2 separate regions of the Homo sapiens genome follow, and region 2 is linked to region 1. A link is a contact called in ENCODE Hi-C or POLR2A ChIA-PET data. All regions are on one chromosome and are shown on one strand. The core of a region is the stretch at or near the end of the contact, and the rest is flanking DNA. Distances in the headings are between cores, read along the strand shown.

Region 1 (4,390 bases), core at 562-3,061:
GGAAGAATAAGGACTTGCTTGGGGGAACCCCAAAGTTTAGCTTGCTTTCAATCCAGGAAAAGAACCACTTGAGGCGGGGCCCGGTGGCTCCCGCCTGTAATCCCAATCACTTTGGGAGGCCGAGGTGGGTAGATCACCTGAGGTCAGGAGGTCGAGACCAGCCTGGCCAGCATGGTGAAACTCCATCTCTACTAAAAATACAAAAATTAGCCTGGCGTGGTGGCATGTGCCTGTAGTCCCAGCTACTCGGGAGGCTGAGGAAGGAGAAGTGCTTGAACCCGGTAGGCGGAGGTTGCAGTGTGCCGAGAGCTACTGCACTCCAGCCTGGGTGTCACTCCCCGTCTCAAAACAAAAACAAAAACAAAAACAAAACAACAACAACAAAAAACTTGAATCTGGCACCGAATGGACAAAGCTTACCTCCCTAGAAAAGAAAACTCCTATTCACCCTTCAAAAGCCACGCAGAATTCATTTCTCCCTTCTCCTAAGTTTTGTGTGTTTTGCATTTTCTTGCATTGCAAAGGTGCCACACAAAACTGTGCCCGTCTTCTCTACAAGAAAGTGAGTTCCCTCAGGTTTGAGACCACGTCTCACCTTGGCCTCACCAGTGCCTGATCCAGGTCCAGGCACATAGCTGACAGTTAGTCCATGTTTACAGAATTAAAAAATTAAGCAGAAGAACTGCTGAAGTTTCGTTTGCCTATGAAGACACAGTCTGAATCCATTTCTGCTTGGGGTTCATTCTAATATCCAAAAAAGCACAGCCATTAAGGGAAAGCATCTCCTCAATGGTAGCTACTCTGACCATCTTATAAGGATGTGTAAACTAAGGTTCTGTTTAAGTGGTGTGTTCGGTGTCACAGCAGTTAGTAGAGCTGTGATCTAAATTTTCCAAATCTGGGCCTCTTTACTACAACTACTAGGTTCTCACGATTTCATCACCCCACTAAGTTCCTGACATCATCACACTTTGCCTGGCATTAATATGCACTCGTGCCACACCCAATTCCCAAGGGAGGAATCAGGGAAAAGAAGGAGCAGTGAGCTGGTGCTGGTAGGAGTCCAATCACTGGCTTCTACATACATCATGCAAGGTACATCCGGAGGAGAGAGAAATCATTTAGGTGGATGCTGGTGTAGTCCCTAGTGGCCTGCGAGAGACCTCCGTGGCCCCAGATGGCTCCTATGTTCCCCTCCTCTTCACTCCAATGCCAAGCATTTTCATTCTCTTTGTTTACCCAGAAAAGTAATCCAGGTTGTATAAGCTTGGCACTAGAGAAAACTGGTTTGGGGAGACCTGCCCCTCACAGTAAGGCCACATCACTTAGTCTCCCAGAGCCTCCTCTTCTGATCTGTAAAACGGGCATAACAATACCGTGCCCTGGAGAATGTGCCTTTAGGAATAACTTCCCCTACCGAGAAGTTTCTGGTGTCTCCTCGTGGAGGCCCAAACACTCCATGCCTGACTCCCGCGGTTCACCTGTTTGGTTCCACTCCCCAGGCGGCATCGAAAGGAAGGTACATTTTTGAGGACTGAGGTTCTACAGTGAGTTGGCCAAGAAGGAAACGACGAAAGGGGGCCGGGTGGAATGCGGGTGCCTTGGGAAAGTTGCGGGGGGAGGGGAATAATTTTTTCAAGTTGGACTAACTCCGTCCTCTGCAGGCCGAGAATGGATCAAGCAGGAAAGGATCCCACGGTCCCCTGCCTGCCTGGGCGTCTCTCCCCGCGCCTCCTTACCTATGAGGTGGCCCACGGAGGTCGCGTAGGGATCCCGGTGACTCTTGCCAAACGCCATGGTAGCGCCAGAGGGCCGGGCCCAGGAAATCCGCCTCCACCGCTCTCCGGCTCCCGACTCCACCCGCTCGGTACCCTTGGCTCCTCCTCTTCGCCCGAGCGCTTCCCGGGCTCTGGCAGAGGCGGTGCGTTCTGCGCTGCCGCTGCGGGGCGCGGGCACCGAGCGTGAGGAGCTGGGCGCGGGGCAGGGACGCGAGGGCGGGGCTTCGGGACGCCCAGCGCACCTGCAGCGCGCCCTGCGGGACCCGCGAGGAGGCTGCGCTGCCGGCTGCAGGTGGTACAGGCGGGTAGTGGCGGGTGTATGGAGCCTGCGAGAGTGGCGCGGCCGCCCGCTCGGATCCCAGGTGGGCTTTTCGCCCCGTGCAGGAGGAGCAGGCAGCCCAGAATCTCCAGCCTGGGAATTAGAGACCCAGGCTTTGATCCTGCCGCTTGCTGGGCACCTTGTCATTCTTCTCTGCGCCTCTTTGGCTGCCCTGGGTAGACCAAAGATAATAGGGGGTTAATAACACAAACCTCAGAATTATGAGAATTAAGGGAAGGACGTAACCGATTATGTCGGTGTCTGGTACCCACAAAATAAATAGTTAGCCACTGAATATACTGAATAACTAGAAATATTTACCCTCGACCTGCCTTTGTCCTAGAGATCCGGGAGGGGAGGTGTGCGCCCTGCCCTTTAAAGTTGTGGTCATGTCTAGGAGGAAGGATTGGCTTCGAATTTAGGGCTTCCCAGGAGCAGGCCCTCTTTGTCTCTCTACTATTTCCTCGAGGGACCACAGGGCGCCGCCTCGCAAGCTCTTGTTTTCTAACCCCACCTTCTGGGAGCCGTGTTTTCCAGCCTGATTCTAAAAACGGGAGAGGGGCTTTCCGTTTCTTCTGGCAAGGAGTATGCTTGGCTTTAGGCCTGCTTTGTAATGTAGGTTGGAATCTGAGAAGCCCAACACCTTTCCAGCTGCCCCTTCAGAACCAGAATTTATTTCCTATTCCTTTGCATTCAATTAACATCTGATTGGCGATGTTAACAATCTCCAGCCAGCAGGAGCCTGCCAGAGAGTGAGGTGTCCCCAGGCGATGTCAGATAGCCATAGATGAGCTCCTGGTGCTTGTAGATCCTGTTTCCTGTAGTCTAACTGCCACCCATTTCAAGTCTGTTTTTTAGCCCTGGAGATGGTGACTAGGGAGACGAAGGGGACCTGTTTTGACTTATGTCCGTGGTCTTGTGAATTTTAATATAGAGGTCAAAACCAATTGCCATGCACTCCAGGAGGCTAACATTTAATTATCTGTAACTCAATTATTTATAATTTTTCTTGACCAAAGTGAGCCAAAACCTGGGATTCTAAAATCTAGAATGAAATATTCTTGTTGTGATGATATGTCTCATAATGGGATTTGTCCCACGTGTAACTAATATTCTCCACCTGCCTATTCAGGGCGAGTAGCTATTTCAGATGTTGCCGTTTATCAACTTCCTTACTCATCACTATAGCCTCTGCTGACACTGTTGAAAACCTCTTTTGTGACATCACCAACCTAATCTGTATTCCATGCCTCTAGCAAAATATTTTGCCTTTTCTGCAACCTAGAATCAACCTACAATCTCTGAAAAAGAAAACCAATTTTAGCTTAGGCCAATGTTGGTGTCAGTGGCCTTCTATCAGTTAATGAGAACGAGAAAGGAACCGAGCATCCAGAGAGATAGATTTTTAACATACTTCTATGTGGGAGGTTTTTCTTTTCGTCTTCTTCTTCTTCTTTTTTTTTTTTTGTTTTTTTCTCCTATGTCTGATTTCCTTACATGACAGGACTGAGGCACCGAGAAAGAGGAGAAACAGTAGCAAGGAGTGTCTTCTGGACTTGATGCTTGGGTGAACAGAACCAAGGTTGATGAGTGCTACCTGTGTTCTATCTCAGCAATGCCTGGCAGAAGTTTTTCTCTCTCCCTGTGCCCTCCAGGGTGTTGTGGTGGTTGTTGCAGCCTTCTCTTCCTGTACTCTGTTCCGTTCTGCATGATCCCTCTTCTCTCCAGGCATGAAAATCAACGTGGTTAATGTTAGTAAAGTCTAGCAGCGGGGACAATAGAATTCACAGCTAAGTTGAGGTCAGAGAAGGAGCAGAATCCCACAGGGGTAAAATGACACCAGGAGTAAAATCTTACCACAATTTCAATTCCAAGAACACTTAGTCAACATTTATTTATGTAAAATGTGCTAAGTGTCTGCAACTAGAAATCTATCTTAATCTTCACAATCCTGAGAGGTGGGTAGTATTAACCTCATTTTTACAAATATATAATCTGAGATTCAGAAAGATCAAGTTTATAAATGGCTTCACTAAAGTTTGACTCATGGCTGCCTGGTTCCAAAGCCTATATTATTGTCACTAGGTGAATCTGTTTATTGAGCCTGATGTCTTGCTTTTTTAAAGGATCTGCTTGATTCAGTGCAAGACCTCTTGAAGAATACAGGAATAGGGGAAGTCATATACTTTGCTGGCACAAGGTCCTGCTTTTTTTCTGTTCTTGTTCAATAGCGAATATTTTTTGTGCTAGAACTATATGCCAGATATGTTCTAAACATATTACATGCGTTATC
Region 2 (4,390 bases), core at 740-3,239, 390 kb before region 1:
CCCTTACAGCTGCTCAGGGGACAGAGGAACACAGCAGAGGGTGACAAGTCATGGCCTCAAAGGAAAGGATGAAAGAAATGAGGGCTGGGAAATTTTTTTCAGGCAGGCAGTAAAGAAGAGCAATAACCACCCTAATTTCCTAAGATGGATAATTCTTAGAACAGGTTTTCTGAAGAAGAGATGTCCATTTTCTTTCAATCTATTGAGGCTACCTAAGCAAGGGAAAAGAGACACTTCCAGTTCCCAAAGCTATGTGCCAACCTGGGAACATTTCAAACTGAAATAAGAGAAAGACTTTCAATAACTACAAACTCTACCTACTGCTAATGAAATCTGAGGCCACACCAAAAGGAATTAGATAATTCTTCCTTGAAAGCCTATAAGAAGAAAAAATGGTTTATGAACAAATAACTACAGAATAACAAGAAAAGTATCAAACAGAACCTAGATGGTACCTTGTTGCTTTAATCATACATTATCTTAATAAAGATGGATTAATGTTTACATTTGTCTAAATAAAGACCTCCAGTTTAACAGAAATTTCAGAAGAAATGGGTCATTCAATTTCTCCCAATTAACCACATTAAAGGAGATCTTGCAATTTGGATCTGAAAGGACATGACCCAGGCATCATCAGTGGGAGCTGCGTCTCCTAATTTTACACCCTCTATCTAAGGCCATAGATAAGAACATATGTAAGTTCTCAACCCTGGTTACAGATCAGCCTCACCTGTGGAGCTCTGTAAAAGTACAGATACTTAGCTCCCCTCCAACCTCACCCAGAAGATCTGAAAATGGGGCCTGGGCTCTGTAAAAAAAAAAAAAAATTTTTTTGAATGGAAGAGGAAACAGCTTTCTCACACACTTTTAGTGGGAGTGTGAACTAGTTCAATTCTTTTGGAGCCTACACACTTTGATCCAGCAATTCCACATCTAGGAATGAAAACTTTAGATATACCACACAAGTGTACAAAGAATGGAATCCAACGATGAAAACAATCTAAATCCCTAGAGGCATTGTTAAGTAAATTATAGCATATCCAGATCATAGGTTCTATGCAGCCGGCAGATCTATATGTATTAATATGGAAAAATCTCCAAAAAATATTGAATGAAAAAGGCAAGATGCATAACACTATGTATTGTATGCATATACATATATTTCCATATTTCCATACACACAATATATACACACCCACCCCCATATATATGTATATAAATGCTTATAAACACAAAGGGAACGTCTGGAAGAGTACGCAGAAACTGTGGACAGTTAAATCTGGAAATGGAATATGGGAACTCAAGTTACTCTTTATACAGTCCTATTTTACAACAATCGTATATTAATTTTGTAATAAAATGTTTAAATTTCTTTTAAAAAAATCACTGGTAATTCTCATGTGAGGCCAAGATTGAGAACGACTGGTCCAGAGGAAACAGCCCCTGTGGATGTAAGGAGCTTGCAAACCCTACCTTGTAAGGAAACCAACCACCCACACCTCAGGAATATTCACACCATGTCATACCCATGACTCCCCAGAAGGTGGTGCTCCGGAGGCAATCACTCAGGCCTCCAACCAAAACCTGTCCAACCAATTTTGCATTAACCTGTCTTTTTGCTACTCTAAGGACTATTTATGCCCCAAAGCATTCTACACTACTGCTTCTATCAAGGGCATTTTAGACACACAGATGCCATATGCATTTTTTCCCCATAAAAATCTACCAGTTAGTCAATACATTCTAATATAACCCTGGGAAATGTTGACCTGAAAGGAGTTAACACTGCTTGCTCTGGCCTCCCCCTCCTCCTCCACGCTATTTCCCTGTTGTCTTTTCTCTGATTTACTCATCTTCTTATCTTATTCCAGGGTCAGTTCTACAAAGGCAGGCAGCCATCAGCCATGTGAGGCATTTGTCCTTTTGAATTTGTTCATACCTTTGGCATAGAACAGGTGGTACGGGACATAGGGCAGCCCAGGGCAAGTACCACGAGTTTGCCTGCCCTCCCACTAACACTAATGTTCTGGAAGTGGGTGTGTTGCCACAGCAACTGTCAAATCCCATCCATTACACCGCCTCTAACCTTCCAACATCTTCTTTAAACACCACGTTTGAGACGTGTGGTTCTGTTGCCCTGGCAGTGCAGAGCCGCAGGTCCCTTGCCAGGCGGCAAAGTTCTCCTTATCTGGGCAGGAGGGAGTTAGCCCCTCTGAATATTAGCCATCATAAATAAACGTTTTAAATTTTCTGTTTTTTTCCCCTCTCATTATATTTCAGACCAATGTCCCATAACATTCTGACCTGATCATTTCCTGTGAATTACTGGTGCATATTTAATGAAAATTCATTCTTAGTATCAGCCAAGAAAAACTCAACAAGTCACTTATATTGTATCCTTTCTTTCCATGAATATAATTTTTGCTCATTCTTCAAGACACAACTCAAGGATCATCTCCCATCTTCCCTCCTCACTCTATTCAGAGCTGGCCATTCTTGCTTTCCTGATTCTACCTCATATACAACCTGATGCTATCTACCACACTCCATTCACAATTAATTATATCTCTTCGCCATTCATAAGCTTCTCAAGTTTAAAGGATGACATCTTCCTTATCTCTGAATTACCAGCACCTTGCTAGGCCCTCAGTAAATGATTAAAAATACCCATACTAATGATGAATAAATGCACTCCAAAACAAACATCCATGAGCTTGTGGTTCTCTATAAATTTTTATTATGTTATTAAATCACCGATATAACAGATGACAGCTGTGTATCCGACTTGACAGCAAGACCTAAAAAACCTACATACAAATGCTTTTTAAAAGGGAGGATATAGAAAGGTCCATTTCCTGAGACTTTAGAGCCATCCTCTTTCTTGTTCTTGTTTTTCAGATCCAGGAAGTGCATGGAAAGGGAGCCTTCTCCATATGGAGAGAAGCAGTGAAGTCCTGAAGAAGGAAGCCGTAACATTCCTTGAGTACTCACAAGGCGGCCTGACATCTGGTCCACACTTGGGGAAAAGAGGCCACATCCCCACATGGAGATCTATTTTTGCATTCTGAGCTGCGGATGCTTTGCTCGTACAACTTGCCTTACACACAGAAAGGGGAAGGAAACTAATATTTACCAAGTGCTAGCTACATGCCCTGTGCTGCTTTCACGTGCGTATCTCTCCCACTACGCTGTGTATCTGCAGACAGCTCACCAGGTATGTCTCTGAAAAGCACATGGAGGTGAACACTGAATGCCTCCAACTTCCTCCACTCACCTGGCTGAGGGCCACACGCACAGCTGATGCCCAACACATCCATATATTCATGTATGCTTCTTTACAAGGACTTCTCACCATGGTCGAAGGAGAAAATCTATTCGTGAAAGACACATTCTCTTGACCATATGCGTCTCCCTGTTGCACTGGGGCAGATCAGCATAGTGTGGGCACAAGGAGAATGAAGCTTTGACTGATATGGACTGTGCCGTGGGTTTAGCACCAGCACCCTCAGGGACACAGCCACACTGTTTCCAATCCTCCTCTACTAGGCTGTCTCTAAATCTTCCTGGACTGATGTGTTTATCACTTCATGGTGCTTCTCTTTTAAGACCGTTATCAGAAGGAACTGTGGCTTAGAAAGTCATCCCTCATGACTTAAAAGTAAAACCTGTGTTAAAAACTACCCTCTCTGTGTCCTTTAAAATTAAATTCCCTAGGAATTGGCTGAGGAGACCTTAGGGCCTCCCCAGAGGTGCATATGTTGCTCCTTTCCTCCTCACTCCCTCCACATCTAGGTCCCTGGTACATATCTGTCACCGTGTTGTACCATCCACACAGGTGTTCTGATGATTTTAGACATTCTACTACCTTCCACAAGGCAAAGCCTTCTACTGAGAAGCAGCCCATTGAGTTGGGGCTCCATGAATGGGCTTTGGTGCCAGACTGTGGCTTCATGTTCCAGCCCTGCCACCTATTAATCGCCCCCAGCACCATTTTGCTCACTTTCTCTGGGCCTCAGTTTTCTCATCTGTAAAACGACAATAATAATAGTATACCTACCAAGTACTAACAGTCGTTCCCAGAGATTGAGTTTTAATGATATAACACATATAAACCTCAGTCCAGTGCCCAGACTATAAGAAGCACTAAAGAAGGGTTAGCTATTATGACAACATTCCTTTTCTACCCATCCGTTTGATAGGAGCTCTGTAGTCAGAGAAAACTTGGTGCTTAGCTGACTGCCCGGTTCTCAGGACTTCACCAGCCAGCAGATAAAGGGGGAAGCTCTGCCTTCTCTCCTCAGAGCACAGTGGCGATCGGCCGTTGCCCAGTCCAGCTGCCACATGTAATGGTCGTTCCACCGGCATCCCCTATAACTCCTCAGGCACATAT

The links. Hi-C counts contacts between places; a loop is a spot of excess contacts on that map. ChIA-PET counts read pairs that join two places held with the same protein, here RNA polymerase II (POLR2A). Pooled maps may share reads with other maps.
Region 2: a loop to region 1 is called in a pooled map, with 4 times the contacts of the local background. The contact joins the enhancer-like site here to the promoter of TOM1L1 in region 1. A Hi-C loop is called at or near these places in 1 of 168 maps with a recorded cell type or tissue (Calu3), 1 of 37 single-sample maps with no recorded cell type and 6 of 50 pooled maps. POLR2A ChIA-PET finds 5 or more read pairs at or near these places in 1 of 52 experiments (BJ).

Annotation. Positions count from the first base shown.
Region 1 is chr17:54,898,273-54,902,662 of GRCh38, reverse strand. TOM1L1 (target of myb1 like 1 membrane trafficking protein) reads right to left here and starts at 1,811. Exons shown (of 16, transcript NM_005486.3): 1 at 1,740-1,811. The coding sequence starts at 1,797. LOC124904033 (a long non-coding RNA gene) reads left to right here and starts at 1,926. Exons shown (of 2, transcript XR_007065854.1): 1 at 1,926-4,055. RefSeq lists enhancers at 1,497-1,586, 1,607-1,716 and a silencer at 1,797-2,136.
Region 2 is chr17:55,293,275-55,297,664 of GRCh38, reverse strand. All of the region lies in intron 2 of HLF (HLF transcription factor, PAR bZIP family member), which reads right to left. Among named protein-coding and RNA genes, the nearest start is that of HLF, 31 kb to the right of the region's middle. RefSeq lists silencers at 1,383-1,677, 1,403-1,697. Within about 2 kb of position 1,989, at least 4 of the 41 ENCODE cell types and tissues checked have a DNase peak (open chromatin) inside an H3K27ac peak, as active enhancers do.